Regions from separate parts of the Homo sapiens genome. Here region 1 is linked to region 2. A link is an interaction called in ENCODE POLR2A ChIA-PET data of the cell type or tissue named here. Cell type or tissue: B cell. All regions are shown on one strand. Links, peaks and the distances in the headings refer to the core of each region. The heading gives the core; the rest is flanking DNA.

Region 1 (12,143 bases), core at 1,452-9,451, 140 kb after region 2:
TCTTGCTCTGTCGCCCAGGCTGGAGTGCAGTGGCACAATCTCAGCTCACTGCAACCTCCGCCTCCCAGGTTCAAGCAATTCTCCTGCCTCAGCCTCACAAGTAGCTGGGATTACAGGTGGCTACCACCACGCTTAGCTAATTTTTTGTATTTTTAGTAGAGACGGGGTTTCATCATGTTCGCCAGGCTAGTCTTGAACTCCTGACCTTAAGCGATCCCCCTGCCTCGGCCTCCCAAAGTGCCGGGATTACAAGCATGAGCCACTGCGCCCGGCCAACTTTCAATGTTAATTAGTTGTGGTTTGTTTAACCATATACTGCATAGTTTCGCTTATCTATAATAACAGTAGTTTGGGGCTCTTATATTCTAATAATTAAGACTTTAGCTGTGTACACATTGCAATTAAAGTATGAGTCATGCATAACCTTATCACCAAGATACAAGAGGGAAAGCCCTTCTCCCCTTAAACTTTTACAAAGGTTCTGGGTTCTTTTTCCACTTAAGTGGGAAAAAGTCAGCTAATGAGGAACGTAAAGTCTTTGGCCTCATCTAAAGGTGCTTTGGCCCGCAAGTGTGAGAAGCACTGACCGCTGGGAAGTCCTCACTGCCTGGTTCCTGGACTCTTACACCATGGCAGAGGCCATCTTCCCTCCCAATGCAGAGTGATATCCAGATAGCGAGCTGGCTAGCAGCTGTCCACTCTCCAGCAATCCTGCCTTCTGGGGCATGGTTTTCTAAGGACCTTCCTGTTCCTAGATGATCAAAATTGGGACCAGCCACTCCCTTCTGAGCCACTCCTGCCTCTGGGCCTGTGGCTATGTCACAGTCCAGTCACAACAGGACATCCCTTCAGAACACCCTGCAGGAAGCTGACATCTCTATGCAGACTCACACATGCACGGTGTGTGCACAGGCCTTTGGTTCTACTTCAGGAGGTGTTGGGGGAGGCTCACTAGTCCAACAGAACTTGAGGCCAGTTGTACCAGTGTCATATCCCAGGAGCCAAGGTTACAAGGGATACAAAGTGCCCAGACCTACCAGAGAAGGCAAACCCCTACAGCATGCAGGGCTAGACAGGGGCAAGAAACAAGGTCATTCTGGGCCAGCAAGAAGAGGGAAAGGGAAATGACAGGCATACCTCGGAGATACTGAAGATTTGTTTCCAGACCATAGCAACAAAGTGAGTCACACAAACTTTTTAGTTTCCTATTGTGCATAAAAGTTATGTTTGTACTATATTGTAGTCTGTTAAGTGTACAGTAGCATTGTGTACAAAAAACTGTGTATATACTTAATGGAGTCTCGCTCTGTCACCCAGGCTGGAGTGCAGTGCCACGATTTTGGCTCACTGCAACCTCCGCCTCCTGAGTTCAAGCCATTCTCCTGCTCAGCCTCCCAAGTAGCTGGGACTACAGGTGCCCATCACCATGCCCAGCTAATTTTTGTATTTTTAGTAGAGATGAGGTTTCACCATGTTGGCCAGGCTAATCTTGAACTCCTGACCTCAAGTGATCCACCCACCTCGGCCTCCCAAAGTGCTGGGATTACAGGCGTGAGCCACTGTATCTGGCCATATACTTTAATTTTAAAATACTTAATTGCTAAACAAATGCTAACCATCATATGAGGCTTCAGCTAATCCTGATCTTTTTGCTGGGGGAGGGTCTTGCCTCCATGGATCAGGGGCATGGCTGCTGAAGGCTGCTTTGACAACTTCTTAAAATAAGACAATGATGTTTGCCATTTGCCGCATGGATTATTCCTTTCAATATTGTTGTGCCTCAGGGAATAGGGAGGCCTGGAAAGCAGAGTCGGGAGAATGGCCAGTTGGTGAAGCAGTCACAACACACACATTTTTCCATTAAGTTTGCTGTCTTATATGAGCATCGCTCATGGTGTCCCAAAACAATCACAATAGTTAACTTCAGTAACTGATTACAGGTCACTGTAACAAGTATAATAATGAAAACGCTTGAAACATTTTGAGAATTCCACAGCGTGACATGGAGACATGATGTCTGCCTGCTGTTGGGAAAATAGCACCAATAGACCTGTTTGATGTGCTTGACACAGGGTTGCCACAAGCCTCCAATCTCTAAATAAAAAACAGCATCTGCAAAGAGCAATAAAGGGAAGCACAATAAAAGGTACATCTGCAAAGGGGAATCAGCACTTAAGCAAGGTCAGGATGAGCTTTCAAGTCAGGTGGACCTAGACATGAACCCTCCAGGCCCTACCAACAACCAGCTATGGACCTTCGAGCACATCCAGCCTAGAGCTGCCCCCAACAGACACTTCCCCAGTGAATGCTGAATGAAACCATCTGAGCCAGTTTCCTCAGGTGCAAACCAGTGAGGTAATTCCTACCTTGCAGAGTGAAGTGAGAAAAGACAGTGTTAAGAAATGCCGGGTGCGGTGGCTCACGCCTGTAATCCCAGCACTTTGGGAGGCCAAGACGGGCGGATCATGAGGTCAGGAGATCGAGACCACCCTGGCTAACACGGTGAAACCCCGTCTCCACTAAAAATACAAAAAATTAGCCGGGCGTAGTGGCGAGCACCTGTAGTCCCAGCTCCTCGGGAGGGTGAGGCAGGAGAATGGCGTGAACCCGGGAGGCAGAGCTTGCAGTGAGCCCAGATTGCGCCACTGCACTCCAGCCTGGGCAACAGAGCGAGACTCCGTCTCAAAAAAAAAAAAAAAAAAAAAAAGACACAAGACCTGTGGTAGCCTTTCCTTTCTGTCTGGCAGCAGCCACTGGGTAAACCAAGATGGTGCATACAAGTACATCCAGAAGCTATGGAAGAAGCAGTCTGATGTCATGAGCTTTCTTCTGAGGGTCCGCTGCTGGCAGTACCACCAGCTCTCTGCTCTCCACAGGGATCCCCGCCCCACCCAGCCCAATAAAGCACGCTACTGGGCTACAGCCAAGCAAGGTTATGTTACATATAAGCGCCACGGTGGCTGAAAATCTAGTTCCTAAGAAGGCAACTTAACAGCAAGCCTGTCTATCATGGTGTTAACCAGCTAGTTTGCTTAAAGCCTTCAGTCTGTTACAGAAGAGCAAGCTGGATGCCACTGTGGGGCTCTGAGTCCTGAATTCTCACTGGGCTGGTTAAAGATTCCACATACAAAGTTTTTGAGGCTATCCTAGTTGATCCATTCCATAACACTATCAGAAGGAAACCTGACACCCAGTGGTCCACAACAAGCATAGGGAGATGCGTAGGCTATCTGCAGGCCAAGAGAGCCACGGCCTTGGAAAGGGCTGTAAGTTCTACCACACTATTGGTGGTTCTCGCCATGCAGCTTGGAGAAGGTGCAATACTCTCCAGCTCCACAGCTACCGCTAATGTTTGTAAAATTCATACCTAATAAACACTAGATCAAAAAAAAAAAATCACAGACCTGTGGTAGGCTGGGCACCAGTGCTCTAAAGCAAGTTCTGCCTAAACTGGCAGGGACATTTTTCACATCAGGAACAGGAGTTGTTCCTGGACTCTGTCTGGGGCCAGGCTGGGAGAGACGTGGGGCAGAGTGGGGCAGGGGCAGGGGCAGGGCTGGGGGCTGGGGCCTGGGCAGGGCCAGGCACTCAAGTGAGGCCAAGTCCTGGAGCGAACCAGTTCCTGGTGGCCGTTGGACAGCTCACACAGCTCCCTGCCAGGTCACCCGCCATGGTCCTCCCTCTGCCCTGGCTCTCTCGGTACCATTTCCTTCGCCTCCTTCTGCCCTCCTGGTCCTTGGCACCCCAGGGCTCCCATGGGTGCTGCTCCCAAAACCCCAAAGCAAGCATGGAAGAGCAGACCAGCTCCAGAGGAAATGGGAAGATGACGTCCCCTCCCAGGGTAAGTGGCACCACAGGTAGGAACAGAGGGTGTGAGAATTTACACTGGGGTGTGGGAAAAAAAAACCCTCAATCCCACCCTGCACCACCCCACACCATGCCTACCCCTGCAGCTCTTTTCTTAGTTCAGCTACCAACTCCTCTCCCCACCTCCCCCAGCCCAGACCTCAGGGTTCCCTTCCCTCACCCCACCCCCACCCACAACAGCACAGTCCACAAAGTCCTTGAACAGGATCTATTCCCCCTCACCTAACAGTTAATTATTTCTTAGCGGGGAGGAGCAGCTGATCCTCTTTCCAGTGACCCCATATCCTTGTTCAAGGAAGCCAGTTACAGCCCCTGGGCCAGGGAACTCTATTTGCTCCCCCTACTACCACCCAGAGGCCTATGCCCAAGACAGGAAGCTACCTGGCCTTCTCAGTACAGGTGTCCTTAAACGACCGGTTCAAAAACGAATAGGGAAGGTGGAATTTCTCACTTCCAGCCACAGCCTGCAACAAAGCTTCCCAGGGCCTCAGCCCCCTGCCCTGGCTGATGCTCCCTCCCTTAATTCCCTGACCAGGGCCCTGGGACCCACCGCACAGCTGAGCTGGCCCGAGCTGAAGAGTTGTTGGAGCAGCAGCTGGAGCTGTACCAGGCCCTCCTTGAAGGGCAGGAGGGAGCCTGGGAGGCCCAAGCCCTGGTGCTCAAGATCCAGAAGCTGAAGGAACAGATGAGGAGGCACCAAGAGAGCCTTGGAGGAGGCGCCTAAGTTTCCCCCAGTGCCCACAGCACCCTCCGGCGCTGAAAATACACGCACCACCCACCAGGAGCCTTGGGATCATAAACACCCCAGCGTCTTCCCAGGCCAGAGAAAGTGGAAGAGACCACAAAGCGCAGGCAATTGGCAGGCAGTGGGGGAGCCAGGGCTCTGCAGTCTTAGTCCCATTCCCCTTTGATCTCACAGCAGGCAGGGCACCCAGGCCTTATAGGAATTCACCCTGGACCATGCCCTAAAATAACCTCACCCCAAATACAATAAAGGGACGAAGCACTTATAGATACCACAGACACATGTGTTTCATTTTTAGTTTTGTTAAAAAAAAATTCTGACAAATCAGAAATGGGGGTTCAGGAGTGGTGGTGATGCAAAAGATGGAAGCCATGGGGTGGGGGCTGTCAGGGGTGGGGGCAGTAGTGTCTCCTTCACCCCCACCCTGGTGTCCTCTCCTGAAGGACAGACGGTCACATTCCAAAATGGGCGAGTCTTCTACCGTGTCTGTTCAACTGAGAAGAAAACGTAGCATGGTCAGAATAAGGCATGAAAAGGGGAAAGTGAGGCAGGAACACACGGCACACATGCAGACACTGGTGTACTGCCTGGGTTCAGAGGACGGACGTGGGGGTGAGGGAAGGGATGTAATATGATGAGAGAAGACAAGACACCCCACATAAAGGTCAGAAAAACATCCCAACACAGCATCAAAGACCAGGGGGCATGAACCAGTCAAGTGTCCATTATGCATCAGATGCCCATGACCTATGTGATGGGATTTCGGACAAACACACTAAGGAACAGGGAGGACCTAAAGGGTTTCATGAGATCAGTACTCACTGTAGGAGGAGATGTCTATCTCATCAGGCAGCTCACTAATATTGACCTCAAAGCGATCCTGCACATCATTGAGGATCTTGGCATCATTCTCATCGGACACAAATGTGATAGCCAAGCCCTTGGTGCCAAACCGGCCTGCTCTGGCCACCTGGAGGGAGACAGAGGGTAGCACTGGAAGACCGAAGAGGAAAGAGACCCAGAGGCAGGAATGAAGATGTACAAACAGAAAACAAGGGAATGGGAGAGTGGGATTTTTTCAGCCTGTGAGGTTTACCCGATGCAGGTAGGTGTCAGAATCCTCAGGCATGTCATAATTAAAAGCAATGTTCACCCGCTCGATGTCCATGCCTCGGCCAAATAGGTTGGTAGCCACAAGAATTCGTCGTTGAAAATCTTTAAACTGCTGATACCGAGAAAGCCTTTGTGAGAAAGGAAATTTAAAACATGTTGAGATTCCCTTCTCTCAACTGTCTTTTTCTCCCAAGGACACAAAATATCTTTCCCATCTTCAGCTCACCTCTCCTCCTGGGGCATCCCACGGTGGATGGCAATGGCTGGGAAGTTCTGCTCCACTAGTAGCTGGGCCAAGGCAATGCACCGCTGCACAGACTTCACAAAGATCACCACCTGTTGTGGGGTGGGGTGGGGGGTCGCAAATTGGGGGAATAGGGGTCCATGGTGTGTGAGAGACATTACGTGGGAGAGGGGAGTTTCTAGTAATTACGTTCTCAGGAATTCCTCTTCATTTCTCTTATTCCCCCACTATATATTTAGAGCAGAAAAGGAAATATAACTTTACTTCAGCACTGATTTTTCCCTAAGGAAGCTGGCCTCTGAGGTAGCACAGAGTTCAGAAATCAAAATTGCCAGACATGCTAGGAGATGAGGATGAGATCACCTCATGAAAAAGTGATAAAAAACTAGAATTAAGATCTGGAGGGGTAACTGATATTCCTGCTCACCAAAACATTAAACCTAAGGGAGCTATCCTAATTCTAGAAAGCAGTTTTAAATGCAAATAGACCACTCACAAGTATATTAATTAAACACTTTTTTGAGATGGGGTCTCACTCTGTCCCCCAGACTGGAGTGCAGTGGTGCAATCGCAAGTCACTGCAGCCTCCACCCTCCTGGGTTTAAGAGATCCTTCCACCTCAGCATCCCAAGCAGCTGGGACCACAGGTGCACACCACCACGCCCAGCTACTTTTTTTATTTTTTATTTTTACTATTTGTAGAGACGGGCGTCTCCCTATGTTACCCAGGCTGGTCTTGAAGTCCTGGGCTCAAGCAATGCTCCTGCCTCAGCCTCCCAAAGTACTGGGATTATGGGCATGAGCCACTGCCCTGCACCCAGTCAGAAATGCTTCTCTTGAATAAGCAGTTATTAGAGGAATTAAACATTCAAGAACCCTAACATGCCCCCAAACATCGTTTCAAGACTTTTAACAACTTCCTAAAATCCTTCAAGGACTTTTGGAGACAAGATCTCACTCTGTTGCCCAAGCTGGAGCACAGTAGTGCAATCATAGTTCACTGCAGCCTCAATTTCCTGGGCTCAAGCTATCCTCTCACCTCAGCCACCAGAGTATCTGGGACTACAGGCATACACCACCACACCTGGCTAATTTTTTTCTTCTTTGGTAGTGATGAAGTTTCGCCATGTTGCCCCGACTGGTCTCAAACTCCTGGACTCAAGTGATCCACCTCCCTCAGCCTCCCCAAGTGCTGGGATTACACACATAAGCCACCGTGCCTGGCCAAGGATCTTAATTTTTGAAGTTTATTTTCCTTGAGGTTATTGAGGACATACCCGTGCCAGCCATAGAATAGAAAAGCAGCTCCCACCTTACTCATGCTCAGCCCCTAAGATATTTATACCCTCATTATTCTCTCCCACATCACACATGTGATTTCCTCAATAAAAGTGTACTTAATATCCAGGTTTCTGCTACAGCTGGAGTGCTCCAATGCTCATCCCCCTACTGGACGTCTAACTGACCTGGTTGAACTCAAGGACATCCAGAAGGTCAAAGAGCTTCCGGTTCTTCTCGTTGTCCTTCAGTTTCACGTAGTACTGCTGCAACCCATGCAGCGTCAACTTCGTCTCATCATCCACGAAGATCTCCATTGGCTGGGGGGGAGGAAGGGGGTGGGGAACGGGAGGAGGGCAGAGTGGGGGGGTTAAACCTGGGGGGGTGGAGGAAGTTGATCTCCAATACACCCCATGGGGGGATGGGGAGGAAAGAGAAGATTGAAAACCCCACCCCACTCCCAAAAATACCCACATTTTACTGTGGTCTCTCTCACATTACATCTAATTTCCTTCCTATCAGATGAGTTTTAAGACTGCCCAACTAAAAACTATCATGGGAAAGAAACTGCAAATGAAGTCAAGGAGCAGTGAAACCACCCAATGGCACAGATGCCATTACCTCAAATAGAGGTGGGAGAGGAAAGAAAATGGGAGATGATTCTCAAAGGGAGAGCAAGGACCAAACATCTGGGAAATGATGGGAGGCAGTGACTCAAGGTCAGAATAACTCCATCAGAGGTGCTTCTAAGAACATGGGGTGGGGGGAGGACAACTGCTCCATTTGATTCTCCTACTTCAACTAAGAGAATCTCGTGTGCATTAGCAAAGTGGATGTCTTTTAAGATCAGAATGCTGCAATGGACAGTCAAAATGCCACTTAAGGAGAAACAAAAATTACTCAAGATGAGTTACTTGCCGTCAGACCACAACAGGATAGTTTTAGATGAGACTGGTCTCTTGACTAAGAATTAAACCATCTACAGGTTTACAGGAAAGGTATCAGTAAGTGGTGTTAAAATACCAAATTCAGAGCAGCAGATACACTTTTAAGGGACAGGATCTCACCATGTTGCCCAGGCTGGAGTGCAGTGGCTATTCACTGGCACAATCATAGCACACTATAGCCTCAAATTCCTGGGCTCAAGTGATCCTCCTGCTTCAGTCTCCTGAATAGCTGGGACTACAGGCACACACCATTATACCTCACTGCATTCATCTTTAAAATTAAAAAACCCCCTGAAGGGGAGGAAAGTAACAAAGACAGAAATTACCACAACTCCAAAGCCCAACTTTCCTAACACTTTTTATACTATCCTGGGGGAAGATAGTTAATATGAAGACCCAGAGGACAAAATAGGAAAGGATGCGTGTGTCATGGGAAAAAAACCAGAAGCCCAATCCCAGAAGGCAGGTTTTGTTTTTTGTTTTGTTTTGATACAGGGTCTCTCTCTATCACCCAGGCTGGAGTACAGTGGCACAATTACAGCTTACTGCCACCTCCACGTCCCGGGCTCAAGCAAACCCTCCTGCCTCAGCTTCCCAAGTAGCTGGGACTACAGGCATGCGCCACCACGCCCGGTTTTTCTGGTAGAGACAAAGTCTCACTACACTGCCCCAGCTAGTCTCAAATTCCTGGGCTCAAGCAATCCTCCCACCTTGGCCTCCCAAAGTGCTGGGATTAGAGGTGAGCCACCAGGCCCAGCCAAGGCAGGCTTTCTAAAGAGAAGTTCCATGGCCTCCTTCAAATCTCATTCTAGCCCCAAATACAGCTAAAGAGTGATCATCCCACGGGAAGGAACACTGCAGGGAGGGGAAGAACACACTCCACTGCTTATGCAATTGGCCCCACCTAGCCCCAAACCCTAACAACCACCCGATTACATCCACTTTACCTTTCCTATGTCCCTCTCCTCTGAGTATTAAAAAAAACAAAAAAATTTTTTTAAGAAAAAAAATCTACCACCCCATTCAGGACACCCCTCCCCAACACATATTGGGGGAAACGGGGCACGGCACGCGTTGGGTTCAGGAAAAAAACCGGGAACGGAAAAAGAGGCTGGTTTGGTCCTCAGCTTCCTGGTCAGGTTTCCCCGCGGCCTCCGCTGCCGCCATCCACCGCTGGGTGCCGTCTGCATTCCCTCGCCGCGCCACGGTGCTTCTCTGTTGCCGGCTCACATCAACCGAGGTTCCAGATGGGTGCAAGGAGATGTGGGTGGGAAGGAGTAGGGTATCGGGGATTGAGGTGCCAAAGGCCCCCACCCCTGGAGGTGGGGAAGGGGAGGATTCATTTGTGCTGATGCTCTTCTTTTGGACATGCCCTGCCATCTGTCTGTCCCTCTCTTGCTCTCCTGCCACCGGGAAGTAGGAGTTTTGGTGAGCAGAAGGCTCCAGCTGTACGCTCGATGCCACCTTGAGGGTGCGTGGCTGTAGGGTGCATGTAAGAGACGATGGATGGGTGGGTGGTAGGGCAGAAAAATCCTGCCCTCCCCCAAAGGGAGAAGAGGTTCAAAAATGTTGTGATTTATGAAAAAGTCGAACACTACCCGCTCTCACATTAACCCGACCAAGTCTTCCGGAGTTTCCCTGGCACCCGCGCAGGCCCTAACACTAGCTGTCTCTGCTTCTGTATGTCTCTTCAAGGAGTCATTACTCCCAGTTGGGCACAAGCCGCCTTCTTGGCACTTGAATGACAAGGGAGTCTGAGGAAGAGGGCGAGGAAGGGGAGGAGGCAGCGGGCGGGGAGTGGAGGGAGAGAAGGTAGAAGGGTATTTACATCTTGCATGAACTTGCGGCAGACTGGACGGATCTCTTTGCTCAAGGTAGCACTGAACATCATGACCTGCTTCTCGTGGGGGGTCATGCGAAAAATTTCCTGGACATCCCGACGCATGTCTACAAGAACAAGGAAAAAAATTGTAGGAGAAAATAAGCAGGTATGATAAACAAAGATTAGAGGTAGACTTCCCAGTGAGGTGAAGATTGCTGGAAATAGTAACAACACAATGGAAAGAGCAATGGACTTGGAATCAAGAAGTGGGATCAGATTCCAGCTGTTTGTTTTAACCAAGCAAGAAATAAGGTAAAACCCCAAAGTTCCCAACTATGAAATGGGGATAAAGCCCAGTGCAGAGGCTCTCAAGGCCTTCAAAACATGCTTTATGGGACCTTCTCCCAACCCTTTCCTGCCCAAGCCCCAGCCAGCCTTCAGCAGACTACAAATATCAAGCACATATTATATTCCAGATATCAGAGTCCATCTATGACTCTCTGGATTACTTTTCTATCAAGTCAGGCAAATATGACATCCCTACCTGGAGCCCACCTTTATAGCTCACCATATAGAATTGCCAAAGATCATTTGTAATGACTTATGGGGCCTATGTCCAACCCCACTCTCATTCACCAAGATTCAATTCTTACAGAAAAATCTTCCATTAACCCCACCTGGCACACTAGAATACCACATCACACAAACTGCTACAAACACTCTCTACATTAATCCCAGACCTGAGTCTAGACACTTATTCAGCTATAAATTCTGACTGTAAATGCTGTGCTGGAGATGCCAGAAGGGTACTGTCTTCTCTTTCAGTTTAGAATCTCCGCTATGACTCCCAGTATATGAATCTATAATGAAAACGGTGGTGGTGGTGATGACTTATGCCTAAAATTATCAAAGTCCCCTATTCTCAAAGGTTAAAAACAAAAATCATAGAAAGATGATAGATGACACCCTTTACTGTGCTTAAAAGCATAATAAAGACCAACCAGGGAACCCAGAGCCATCAGTCATGGGTGATAGATAAGAGTCGTCCTTGCACTGAGGTGCTCCTGTTTCAAATAAACATCATTTGGCTCCAAAGAACAACTCCCCAGCATTAGCCAAGCCCCAGCACTGCCACTCACCGAGCTGTTCAAGCATCTTATCACATTCATCCAAAATAAAGTGTTTAATGTGTTTGAGGTTGAGGCTCTTATTTCGAGCCAGGGCTAGGATACGGCCTGGAGTCCCCACGACGATATGCGGGCAGTTCTTCTTCAGCACCTCTTCATCCTTCTTGATAGACAGACCACCAAAAAAAACAGCAACCTGCCGAGCCAGAAGCAAAGAGTCTCAAAACAGAGGAAGGAAAGAGTCCAATCCCCCCAGGGTTCCCACTCTGTTTGAGCTAAACCAATTTTTAGCATGTTTCCAAACTAAAACTAACTTTAGAGGGCACCTAATTTAAAAATTTTATGTCCCCCCCACCAAACACTGAGGGTGATTGCCTAAAGTTACATGGCTAGTCGGAGCAGTCAGGACAATAATTCAGTTCTACTGACTTAATCTAACCAACTTCCTTCATTTATGAGGCCAGGCTTCATTTAAAAAATAAAGGAGCCAGGTGTGGTGGCACACGCCTATAATTCCAGCTACTCAGGAGGCTGAGGCACGAGAACCTGGGAGGCAGAGGTTGTGGTGAGCCAAGATCCCACCGTTGTACTCCAGCCTGGGCAACAAGAGTGATACTCCATCTCAAAAAGAAATAAAATAAATAAAAATAAAATAAAGCCAGGCCCAGTGGCTCACGCCTGTAATCCCAGCAGTTTGGGAGGTCAAGGAAAGTGGATCACTTGAAGCCAGGAGTTCAAGACCAGCCTGGCCAACACGGTGAAACCCCATCTCTACTAAAATACAAAATTTACAAATTTACTACTAAAAAACAAAAAATACAAAATTTAGCCGGGAGGCTGAGGCAGGAGAATCGCTTGAACCCGGGAGGTGGAGATTGCAGTGAGGCGAGATTGAGCCACTGTACTCCAGCCTGGATGACAGAGCGAGACTCCATCTCAAAAAATAAAAAATAAATAAATAAAGGACAGCAAGAAATCACCAGATTAGTGTAAAGTACCA
Region 2 (12,143 bases), core at 2,149-10,148:
TTCTGCAAGGACAGAATACACGGAGATAATAGGCAACTCCAGCACTATCCCACCTCCTACAGCTCTCTAATGGTGGTGCTACCCCCCACAATACCTGCAATAACCTCCAAGACCTGCCCTGGGACGTAATATCGCTTCGGTTGGGATAGGGGCAGTTTCAGAGGTTTCCCTTTAGCCTTCAGCGCAATAAGAGCCATTAATCCACAGGTTAGAGACGCGGTGTGGGGGTCACTCCAGCTGCCAGTGCATCAATGCCATTATGCACTCAAGGAATAGGGAACTAAACAGGGCTGGGACTACGGGATTGTGAGCTATAATGTGTCCTGGCCTCTGGAAGCCCCTCTGTGATGGGACACGATGGTGCTGTAGGAATCTGGGCATCAATGTTAGTTCACACACAAAGTCAATACTCACCCAAATTCTGCCTATTTCCCTTTCCCGGTGTACAGTCTCCTGTGTAAATGGCTGTAGGTTCCTTTGCAGAAGAGTTCAGGGAATTGACCCAGCATATACTCCCAGGGTGTTCCAGGGTTCTTCCTCCTAGGGATATGGACTCCCCTCCTCTGTCATTGGGATCTGAATCTGAAAGTTAGGTGAGGTCTAGGCATTGAGAACAGATTATGACTTTGTCTTGGATCAAACACCCTCAGCCTCCTGCTCCTCAATTCTTGCTTTCTTTTCATAGATATCAAGCAGCGCCCTTGCTGGCTGTCCTTCTGTTCTGAACCTGGGACACTGCCCTCTGTTAACCTTCCCCACACTCCCTGCAGGTCAAGCACAACCTTGCCTGCTCTGTTGGGGTTGTCATGGTAACTGTGACCTCTGACTTTTGCAGATCACTGCCACCACTTGATCTAGCTGAAGTAGTTCTAGCTGGAAGAATAGAGAATTAAAAGAAATCTTTGTGAAGCCACCACTCAGGTTTGTCAATTTGTAACATTTTAATATTATTGGCTATATGTAGTATACATAGAAAATAATAGAAATATATGCAGATAGCCCTGATTTTCCACAGTTCTGTTATGTATGTGTTTCAGTCGATACTGTACTGAGTAAAGCAAGGACTGCCAGTGGGGAGTGGCGGATGTCTTGAATTTGGTGAATGCCTTTATATTGTTACAAAGTTTTTAAAATCCCTTTGTTTTACATGATTTTAGACTTCGTATAAATTGTTTTTTGTTGAATGTATCATTCTGTGGCTTGCTTTATCATTTAATATGGTTTATGAGGTGAACCCACACCCATAGAAACAGTTACTTTGTTTTCAGTTCTGGATAGTATTCATGGGAGGAATATCCCACAATTTATCTCTTCTGTCCGTGACCTTTAGCTTGTTTCTGTTACAGACACTGCCACAATGAACATCCTGGGTCATCTCTCTCTGGTCCCCTGTGTGAGTTCCCCAAGATATGGATGTAGGAATGGGATTACTGTGCTTTTACCATGTGGTGTTATAGGATGTCAAATTGTTCTCTGAAGAGGTTGTATCAGCTCCCCGCTTTAAAATCTTCTTTGACATTTTACAGGTCAAGTTCTCTTCCTCCCCAACTGGCTGCTCCTCCTCAGTCCCCCTTCATTGGCTCCTTTTGCTGTAGATGCTGGAGCACTCTGGGGTGTTACTACCTTCCTAATCACTCCGGTGTCCTCCACTCTCAGGATTTTAAATATCATCTAGACACAGATGGCTCCCAAATATATATCTCTACATATTTCTATAATCAAAAAAATAATGGTACCAAAACAGGTACTCTGATATACTGCAGATGGGCCTGCAAACTGGAAATGTTTTCAGGAAAGGCAGTATGGCTATTTCTGTCCAAATTAAAAATGCATACACCCAGTAGTCCCACTTCTAGAAATGTGTCCAAAACACACCTGCATTCCTGAAAAATGACTGTATTCAGAATTATATGTTGCAACCCTGTTTGTAAAAGCAAAAAGAAAAGAAGAAAGAAAATGACAGATAAAAGAAAAAATAATCCAAATGTCTGTCACTAGGGGACTGGTTAAAAAAGCATTGCAAGCTGGGCACAGTAGCATTCACCTGTGAATACACTCTACTCCACTCTGGGTAACATAAGGAGGCCTCCCTTCTTAAGAAAACCCAAACAAGCACTGCATAGCTACACGGCAGAGTCTACAAACATTTAACACAAAAGAAGAAAGACATAGAAAACTCTTGATATTCCCTCATGAAGAAATAAAGCAAGGTGTAGAATAACATATAGAGTCTGCTAAAATTTGTGTGAAAAGGGACAAAGGATATATATGTACACATTTATATTTGCTTGCATATGCATAAAATATATTTGGAAGAATAAGCAAGAAGTTAATATCCTTGGTTGCCTGTTGGGGATGAGACAGGGTAAGAGAGAGACATTTTACCTTTTGAACATTTTGAATTTTGAATTTTGAACTATATCAAGAAATAAAAGATAATTCCTAAGGAGACCAAACAAACCCCCAAAAAATTCAAAATGAAAAACTTTTTAAAAACTAATGGAATTTTTTAACCTTTATCGAAATAAAATTTAAAAATTTTCTAAATATTATGTTATTCCTTTAACAAGGAGGTTTACCGCCATTTTAATTCAGTACGTTGTTTTCTTTTTAATTGCATGATCTTTCTTTACATCTGTCTTTTTTCCATTACAAGGTAAAATAACAGCATGATTAATTAAATGCAGTTTGTTTGGTGAAGGAAATTTTGTTCAAATCTTGGTCTAAGTGGGAAAGGGATTCTAGGGGATCCAGTGCAGCAGTTATGGGTTTCAGTATGCTCACGACGCCCTCCAGTGTTTGTGTGGGCTCATGGATGCCATATCTAGAAAACACTGGAATTCTCAAGCACACGTGACTGAAGCCATTTGCCAAATGTTCAAGGTCCTATTAATGGCCCATCTGAGTACTTGTCATACGCGGTCACCCTATCTTTGGATCAGAAGGTACACTCAGAGCTCCTAGTGTCACATCCCAGGCCCAACCTGCTGAGATTAGTCGAGGAAGGTCTGGAGGTCAGTGTCGTGAGGGGTGGGAAGACTGAGGGTGTGGGGGCCAGTTGTGGAGTGGCGGGAGCCCCAGGTGCTGTATGAAGCCGAGCCTCTGGATCACCCTGTGACCCCACATTTGGTCCCTTCCTGGGTGTCTTCCATTCCCAGGACTCCCAGGAAATAAAATGCTGCAAGAATGGGGTGGGGAGCTGTCCAGGGTGGGTCAGGTGTGGTCGCACTGATCCTACACCTCTGCCTCCCAGCCCACTCCCAGCCCTCTTCTGATATTAGAAACCAACACAGATTGCCTTAGGGTGGTGGTTCTCAAAGTGTGGTCCTGGGGGAAGCAGCATTGGCATCACCTGGGAACTTAGATATGCAATCTTCAGGGCCTGGCCTGGACCTACTGTATCAGAAACTCTGCATTTAACAAGCCCCCAGCAGAATTCTGCTTTTCAAATCAGATCTCTCTCTCTCTCTCTCTCTCTCTCTCTGTCTCTCTCTCTCTCTCTGTCTCTCTCTCTCTCTCTGTCTCTCTCTCTCTCTCTGTCTCTCTCTCTGTTTCAAGTCTCAATATTGAGTAGCTGTGACTTCTGGATAGTCAGGTGTCAGACACCCTTTCTTGCCAGGAGGCACCAGGCTCCTCAATCAGCTTAGTCTCATTCTTGGCCTGGCCCAGGGAAAGATGTTCACTTCCTGGATTCTGAGCAAAGCTCTCCTACCCTGGGTGCCTGTGGGGCTCCCACTTAGACCACAAAACAAAGCTCAAATAATATTATTTTCTTTTATGAGATTTTTGGTATTCCTTCATTAGTCAGAGCTGAAGATCTACATATATGTCTACCAAGCAAGTGTGCATGTCCCACTAGCCAGTTTGTTAGTCTTGCCAATGCACCACAACGTAGCAGCCTCTCAGTCTCTCCTTGTGAGGTGTTACCTGGAGTTCTTTGTCTCACCACCAAGAGAATTAAGGAGCATGGATACAAAGGGTGAGGTTGGAGCAAAAGTTTAATAAGCAAAAGAAGAAAGCTCTCCCCCACGGAGAGGGGGCTTGGAAGATGGTTGCCATTTTTACAGCTGAATGCAAAGCCTTTTATAAGAAACTGATGAGGGCTGGGTGTCTCATTTGCATAAGGCACGAATTTCCGGTAGCTCCACCCCATCCTCCTAGTGCCCATGCAGGCCCTTAGCTTAAGTTACTCCATATTGCTTTGTTTCCCTGACTGCCCACGTATCGGGGGACAGAATTTTCCATTGCGGGCATGTCTGGGCAAGTCTCCTGTGCAGCCTTTCTTATTTGTGCAGCTGTGGGCATGTCTTAGGCAAGCCCCCCTGTGCAAGTTCCCTTCTTTGTGCCTGCAGGCCGTTCTTTTGTTTGAAATAATTCAACTGAGGACCCACCATAACTGCCCGCCTGACCAGTTTCTTCCTTTTTCCTCTCTCAATTTGTGTTATGATTTCCTTACTGATCTCTGCCTGAGCAAGACTGGGCACGCCTTGAGGGCAAGGAGGGTTTATTTCCTCTTATCTCAGTCCCAGCTCCTCTTAAAACAATGCCCTGCACACAGTAGGTATTTGATAAATGTTTACCAAATGAAGGGATTGCCTGGAATGGCTTGGCAGACAGGAAAGCAGAATGAAAACCCACAGGCCAAAAGTGGCTGGGAAAAGATTTTCCAAATCCTAGTGATGGGCACAGGGCCCCCTAAAGTTCACTTTTGGAACCTTCCCATCTGTCTTGTTCTCCTTTCATCAGGGACATCCATGCCCCTCAAAGCCCCCCTAGTCACACACTACCTTTCAGGACCACCTTCCAGATCAGCCAGGTGCAAATCCCACAGACTTCCTGCCTGTGGCTCCAAATGCTCAGCTGAAATTCTGAGGCTAATTTCAGTGGAGTTAGAGGCTTATCCCTTAGGAGTGGCAATGGCTGGCTTTAAGATTCGAGAAGTAGTGTTTACATCTCAAAAGAGAAGACCGCGCCACCAGAAATGCAGAATTTTGGTATGTGCGGGTCCGGGGTCTTCAGGAGATAAAGAATGATAGCTCCAGGAGCGCTGGGACCCCCGTGCAGCCACCAGTCACCACAGCCTAGGCAGGGGTTGGGCTCTCACCTCGGCCCCTCCCCTGCACGCCCTGGATGTGGATGGTCCCCGAGTGTGAACTCGCCTGGGCTCTGACCCTGGGTGCCCTTCCCGCCGTTGTGGAGCCTCTGCGGGTGTGGTGCATGCACAGGGGGCTTCACAGGAGACCCGGGGCCCTTTAGAGTCTGAAGGCCAACATTCTTGGAGAATCCATGTCAGGCATTCAGGCTCTCAGGGACTCAGATGCCCAAACTATGAAAATGAGAGAATCTATCCCACTCTCTCAGGTGTGGTGAGATTCATATTATATGACAATCGGTCGTCTACACATTGATCACACTCTCAGTATTGCCTTTATCAGTCGGCCAATGCCTAAAACCCAAAGACGGGTCAGGCATGGTGGAGGACGAGTTCCTTTCTTACCTTCTGAAGGTGCCATCAACAGGAATTTCTACCCTGTGGAGTCTAGAGGAGACTTTCCTTGAAGCTGAGTTGGGAATGGACATTTGGACTTTTTTTTTTTTTTTTTTGAGACAGAGTTTTGCTCTTATCACCCAGGCTGGAGTGTAGTGGCACGATTTTGGCTCACTGCAAGCTCTGCGTCTCGAGTTCCAGCGATTCTCCTGCCTCAGTCTCCTGAGTAGCTGGAATTACAGACACCCACCACCACATCCAGCTAATTTTTTGTATTTTTAGTAGAGACAGGGTTTCGCTATGTTGGCCAGGCTGGTCTCGAACTCCTCACCTCGTGATCTGCCCGCCTCGGCCTCCCAAAGTGCAGGGATTACAGGCATGAGCCAATGCGCCTGGCCAGACGTTTGGACTTCTTTAAAATTTTATTTCAAATTTTTAAAACTTTCTAATAGGTATTTTATCTTCTTAGGAAGTAAAATCTCAAGTACAGAAAATATAAAAAGGTATAAAGAAGCAGAAGGATGGAAACTGCCAGTGTCTCCACTGGGAGGATCGGGATGAAACGTTGCCTGGCAGAGCCTCAGACTTCAGAGGGAAGGGGCCTGGAGCTGTGCTTTGCAGCTGCCCCTGAGTTTCCACTCCTGGTTTTTGTGCATGCGGGTGACTGTGCAGGATGACTTAGTGTCGTCATGCTTATGAGTTATTTTGAATCTTGCTTTTCAAAACTTTATTATCAATACACAACTTTCTATCATATTACAAAATCTTCTTACACACAGCTTTCACCAGCTGTAGGCTGTTTCCAAACAGAGGACCTAGCCACTCTTCTTTTGCATGTTTTTTTCATTATTGTAATTAATATCCTTATACCTAAAGATCTTTCTATATATTGGATTTTGTTTTAAAATCACAGATTTCTCAATAAAAGTTACTGGGTCAAAAGGCATGAAATTTTTTTTTTTTTTTGAGACGGAATCTCGCTTTGTCACACAGGATGGAGTGCAGTGGCGAGATCTCAGCTCACTGCAACCTCCACCTCCTGGGTTCAAGAGATTCTCCTTCCTCAACCTCCTAAGTAGCTGGGATTACAGGCACACGTCACCACACCTGGCTACTTTTTGTATTTTTAGTAGAGACAGAGTTTCACCATATTGGCCATGCTGGTCTCGAACTCCTGACCTCATGATCCACCCGCCTCGGCCTCCCAAAGTGCTGGGATTACAGGCGTGAGCCATCATGCCCGGCCGCATGAATATTTTTAAGCCTTCTCATACATATTATCAAATTACTTCTCAAAAGCAGTGTACCGGCTGGGCGCAGAGGCTCACGCCTGTAATCCCAGCACTTTGGGAGGCCCAGGCGGGCAGATCACGAGGTCAGGAGATCCAGACCATTCTGGCTAACACAGTGAAACCCCATCTCTACTAAAAATACAAAAAATTAGCCAAGCGTGGTGGCGGACGCCTGTAATCCCAGCTACTCTGGAGGCTGAGGCAGGAGAATGGTGTGAACCCAGGAGGCAGAGCTTGCAGTGAGCCGAGATCATGCCACTGCACTCCAGCCTGGGTGACAGAGAGAGACTCTGTCTCAAAAAAAAAAAAAAAAAAAAAAAAAAGCAGTGTACCAATTATATTCACCCATTTACTCAACCCATATTTATTGAGCCCCTTCTCTGTCCTTGGATTTCTAGATGCTGGAAATCCAAGTGGTGACTAGACAAGGTCCCTGCCTCGAAGAACATGACAACCAATGAAACAAATGAAAACAATTCTAATACCGGTGATAATTGTTATGGAGAAAATATGCTTGAGCTAGAAGGTTGATGGTGGTGAGGATGGTAGGAGATATAGTCTGTTGATCAAGATGTTCCTGGGAATTTGAACACTGGACGTCTGAGCAGAGACCTGAATGGTGTGAGGGGCCTTTGGATCCCTTTGGATCCCTGGGGAGCAGGTGCACTTGGGGAGTTCCAGTGGGAGGTGCCTGAGACAGGATTGAGCAGTGTTAGTGGAGATGAATGAGCTGGGCCGAGAGGGGTGGGATGAGGCCAGAGTGGCCAGAAGGATCCTGTGATGAGGGATGAGGGGCTGTAAAACATAGTGAGAGACTGGGGTTTCACTGTGCTAAGAAGGGAAGAGGCTGGCATGTCTGTGGGACGCGGAGGCGAGGATGAGCTCTAATTCCCATTTGAAATGCTCACTCTGACTATTGTGTGGGTGATGGACAGCGGGTGTGAGAGTCAGCAGGCAGCCCAGCTGGAAGGCCTTCTGGTTTACTATCTTGGAGAGGATGGCCCTGGGGAGGAGGCAGTAGAGGAGTGAGAAGTGATTGGATTTGGGGTTAATACATTTTTAAGATGGTGTTAGCAATAACTCCTTGGAGAACCACACATTTATTTGCTTACTTTAATTCTACAGCAACATTCGAGGTGGCTTACTGCAACAAACCCAGTGTAATAAATACATACGAATTACTTTAAAATCAACGCTAAGGAAAATATACATTTTAAAAGATTAAGGCTGGGGTAAAGCTGGAACATTACTAGGCAGGAAGGAACATCTGAAACATTTGCTGAAATGGAGTTGACCCTTTACCTAGCCATAGATTTGTTGCCTCACGATTTCATTGCATCTGAGCACCAGGGAGGGTGGTGGCAGTTCAGGTCACCAGTCCCTTGTTTCCTGATTCAGGAACAGCGTCCTGTTCTACACTTACAGTCAAAGCAAATTACATCATTATAAGATGTTTAATGATGAAGTCAAAGTCCACAGAGTCAGCAAGCAAGTGTAAAAACCTCAGGAGTCTAAGGACAGTCTACATTTCTCCCCAGAAATGGCCTCCCTATGTACTGTTGAAGGGAGAGGGTCCTTTCAAGGGGCTCCAAGACGCAGAAGCAACTGGGCTGCAGCTCGAAATAAAGATGTCCTTTCTACCTGCAGGTTCCACGAAGCCTCACAGGCAACTTTGGTGATCTCACCTGAGCTAGGAATTCGGTTTTTTGATGTGGGTTCTCTTTGAGCCATTGTGTGAGCTTTAAAATGTGATGTGGAGATTTTGCTATACTGGTGTTTCCTTGCCGGAATTTGACATCCATGGTGGCTCTGGCTTCCCTGTCTGGTCCCAGGAGGAAATGGAGTGTCCTGCACTTTTTTTCAGCTTCGCTTTGTGTAGGAAGGATCAGGAGACCTGGAGTCAGGGCTTCCTCCAATCTCACTCTCCTCCATAAAACAGTGTCTCCTAAGCTTTCTGGGGGTGAGGGCCTTGACACCGTGCTGTTCTGATGAATATAACTGTCCCAGCTCCTGAAATAAAAGCACAGGTGCACAAAATACCGACTGTTGCAAGCAATGCCTAGGTGGGGATGTTTCCTAGGCGCCAGGTTTAGCACTTTGACTTTGTATGTACACACACAGGGGCCAGGCATTGTGGTTTATGCCTGTAATCTCAGCACTTTGGGAGGCTGAGGCATGAGAATTGTTTGAAGCCAGAAGTTCAAGACCAGCATGGGTAACAAAGCAAGACCCAGTCTCTACAAAAAAAAAAAAAAAAAAAAAGGGTATATATATACACAAACACACACACACACACACACACACACACACTGGGTGTGGTGGCTCCAGTCTGTAGTCCCAGCTACTCGAGAAGCTGAGGTGGGAGGATTGCCTGAGTCCAGGAGTTGGAGCCTGCAGTAAGCTGTGATCAGGACACTGCAGACTGTCAGAGTGAGACCCTGTCTCAAAAACAAACAAACAAAACAAAAATACATACACACACACACAGCCAGAGCCAGCGCTGAGGGAGAGGCTGGACTCAGGGGCGGGGTCACAGGCGTTTCTCAGGTCCTTCTCGTGGTCTTTGTCTCTTTTTCCTGGAGGTGGGGGACTCTGTACTTCATGAGGAGAAGTTGTCTGAAGAAGGTGGGAGATACTCAGGAGCAGGGTCCAGAGAGGGAAAAGGATGAGGAAGTGGAGACAAAGCAGAGGGGGCAGGACAAGAGGAGAGCACGCAAGGAATGGGGATGGGGAGGACCTTCCAGCTGTCAGAAAGGTCACCCGCAGAATTTGGCTCTTGGTTTTTCTGCTTTATCAGGATGGATTTGGGAAACCAGCCGGAGTGGGAGATAAGGAGTCTACTTTGCAAAGGACACATGTGAGCCTCCTCCTAGTTTGAACTCATGAGTAGCAGCTAACAGCCAGGACCCTTGTGTCGGGCACGTGAGGCCCCTTTGCAACCAGGGCGTTTTCTGCACCCCACCAGCCACCCCTCCTGGGACCACGCTGGTTCCCTCCAACCCTAACAGGGAGAGAAGGAAGGAGAGGTCTGGAGGGTTTGGGTCCTCCCTTGTGCTCCTTCTTCCTCTGCCATTTATTCCCTGAGTGTCCTCGCCTTTCCTCCGCTACCTGGACCCCACTACAGTAATGCACACTGGCCTGGACTCCCTTTGTAACCACCAAGTGGGTTCATCTTGCCGGCTACCTAGACGAAGCCGATTTATCAAGACAGGAGAATTGCAACAGAGAAAGAGTAATTCATGCAGAGCCAGCTGTGCGGGAGACCAGAGTTTTATTACTCAAATCAGTCTCCCCAAAAACTCTCATCAGTTTTTAAGGATAATTTGGTGGATAGGGGGGCCAGTGAATCGGGAGTGCTGACTGGTTGGCTCCGGTATGAAATCATAGTGAGTGGAGGCCATTCTCTTAGGCTGAGTCAGTTCCTGAACGTGGGGGCCACAGGACTGGTTGGCAGGTCCAGATGGGGCCCTCCAGCTGTTAAAAATACAAAAACCTGAAAAGACATCTCAAAAGGCCACTCTGAGGTTCACAATAGTGATGTTACCTTCAAGAGTAACTGGAGAAGTTGCAAATCTTATGACCTCTGGAATAATGGCTGGTAATATTCAGAATTCCAGCCCCTCTCATCCTAACTTAATGGCCGGTGGCCTTTCTTCGTTTTACAAGAACAGTTTCCCTTTAAACTATAAACTAAATTCCTTCCCAAGGCTAGTTCAGCCTACGCCTAGAAATGAAGAAGGGCAGTTTAGCGGTTGGAAGCAAGATGGGGTCAGTTAGGTTTGATGTCTTTCACTGTCATCATTTCCTTAGTTATAATTTTGCAAAGGCGGTTTCACCTTGGCTTCAGCCCCACCCATGCAGTAACACTGTGCCCTGTCCTTCCAATCACTGCCACTAGGTGGAAGCAGAGCGTGCATCGCCCAGATGGGCTAGATTCTCACAGGCTCACTGCTAGAACGAATATTCTTGAGACTTTAGATCTGAAAGTCAGCCTGATTTCTGAAAGCCTTGGACCGTTTCCAAAATCAAATCAATACTCCAGGAACAAGATCTGCCTCGACTTTGCCTCTACCCAAGGACGCTATGGCAACGCAGTTTTCAAACGTGCTTTGAGAATAAATGGAACAGGGTCCCCTGTGTCCCCACTCATTTGCGTTTTCCTTTTTATTACAGCCAACCGCTTTTGTAAATATTGTTACACATCTCTCTATTCCACTGAAAACATCTCTTTCAAATGCACTTTAAGAAAGATTCAATGCCATGAAAATATGAAGGATCCTCTTGAAAGAGAGTTTCTGGTGGTGGGTTTTAATGAACATTTTCTTTTTTAAAACTCTGTAACTATTTCGTTGTGGGGCTTAGCTTCATATTTTCAAACTGAAATATTCTCTTCCTTAACCTCCACATAAATCCAAGTTTATAATTTTTATTATTTTAAAATTTTATTTATTTTTCTGTTTTGGGGACAGGGTCTCCTCCTGTCACTCAGGCTGGAGTGCAATGGCACAATCATAGCTCACTGCAGCCTGGAACTCCTGGGCTTAAGCAATCTTCCTGCCTTCGATTCCCAAAGAGCTGGGATTATAGTCATGAACCACTGCAATCCACCCAAATCCAAGTTTACACTAAAAGATAAAATTCCAACATTGTAGGGGATTGGTCAGGTGGTGGGAATAATTATAAAGATAAAGTTATAGGAAATAGACACAAACCTTCTTGGAAGGTGGAAAGTTTTGCAAAAGCCTCAGGATAGGGTTATAGCTGAAAGCAGCCTAATCCCCTTACCTTGAGTTAATAGCTTCGAGTAAGTACAAAGACATGTAAGAGAGTTTATCTAAAGAGCATGTTTACCTTTGATCATTTGTAGGACTGCTCTCTCCGGGGGACTGCGACCAGATTAATTACCCACAGGTGTGTTGACTCAAAGCCTTTGTCATTAAATCTGTGCTGAATAAAGGCCCACAGGGCCAGATAGTCAGGGCACGCAGCTGCCACAACCCTTTCTGTGAGTGGCCTGGCCCTCTGGTGCACTCTTTCACTGAATATCGGTGTCTGAGTACATTATTCATCCATCGTGCAGCCTGGGTCTGCCGGTCAGACCCTGGCACAACATTTAAGAGGAAATGAAAGTCACAAAGTTATCCCAGTCTCTGGAGTCACTGTCAAAACTTTGGTGAGGAATCTTCCAGGTTTTCCCCTACTTCAAATATATATTAATATTATGTAAGTGATATTAGTGGCATTTTCGCCCAGGCTGGAATGCAGTGGCATGATCTCGGCTCACTCTAACCTCTACCTCCCAGATTCAAGCGATTCTCCTGCCTCAGCCTCCCAAACAGCTGGAACTACAGGCACCCACCACC

Evidence for each region. Peaks named below come from ENCODE experiments on the same cell type or tissue, not always from the same donor. Only the 100,000 strongest peaks of a DNase experiment are listed, where the experiment ranks them.
Region 1: POLR2A ChIA-PET joins it to region 2 with 11 read pairs; 15 of 35 experiments call an interaction of 5 or more read pairs at or near these places.

Annotation. Positions count from the first base shown.
Region 1 is chr6:31,525,345-31,537,487 of GRCh38, forward strand. MCCD1 (mitochondrial coiled-coil domain 1) reads left to right here and starts at 3,618. Exons shown (of 2, transcript NM_001011700.3): 1 at 3,618-3,841; 2 at 4,403-4,888. The coding sequence starts at 3,671. The coding sequence ends at 4,591. DDX39B (DExD-box helicase 39B) reads right to left here. Exons shown (of 11, transcript NM_004640.7): 5 at 11,156-11,339; 6 at 10,023-10,141; 7 at 7,436-7,567; 8 at 5,952-6,061; 9 at 5,709-5,853; 10 at 5,435-5,582; 11 at 4,882-5,106. The coding sequence ends at 5,090. ATP6V1G2-DDX39B (ATP6V1G2-DDX39B readthrough (NMD candidate)) reads right to left here. Exons shown (of 13, transcript NR_037853.1): 7 at 11,156-11,339; 8 at 10,023-10,141; 9 at 7,436-7,567; 10 at 5,952-6,061; 11 at 5,709-5,853; 12 at 5,435-5,582; 13 at 4,875-5,106. It overlaps SNORD117 (small nucleolar RNA, C/D box 117), which reads right to left and starts at 11,105; the gene lies at 11,030-11,105. It also overlaps the pseudogene RPL15P4. In B cell, for the core only: no CTCF peak of the experiment used is centred there; no DNase peak of the experiment used is centred there.
Region 2 is chr6:31,386,428-31,398,570 of GRCh38, forward strand. It overlaps MICA-AS1 (MICA antisense RNA 1), which reads right to left. Exons shown (of 2, transcript NR_148222.1): 2 at 7,862-8,790. It overlaps LOC124901300 (a long non-coding RNA gene), which reads left to right. Exons shown (of 3, transcript XR_007059542.1): 2 at 836-921; 3 at 1,347-1,431. Among named protein-coding and RNA genes, the nearest start is that of MICA-AS1, 8.0 kb to the right of the region's middle. In B cell, for the core only: no CTCF peak of the experiment used is centred there; no DNase peak of the experiment used is centred there.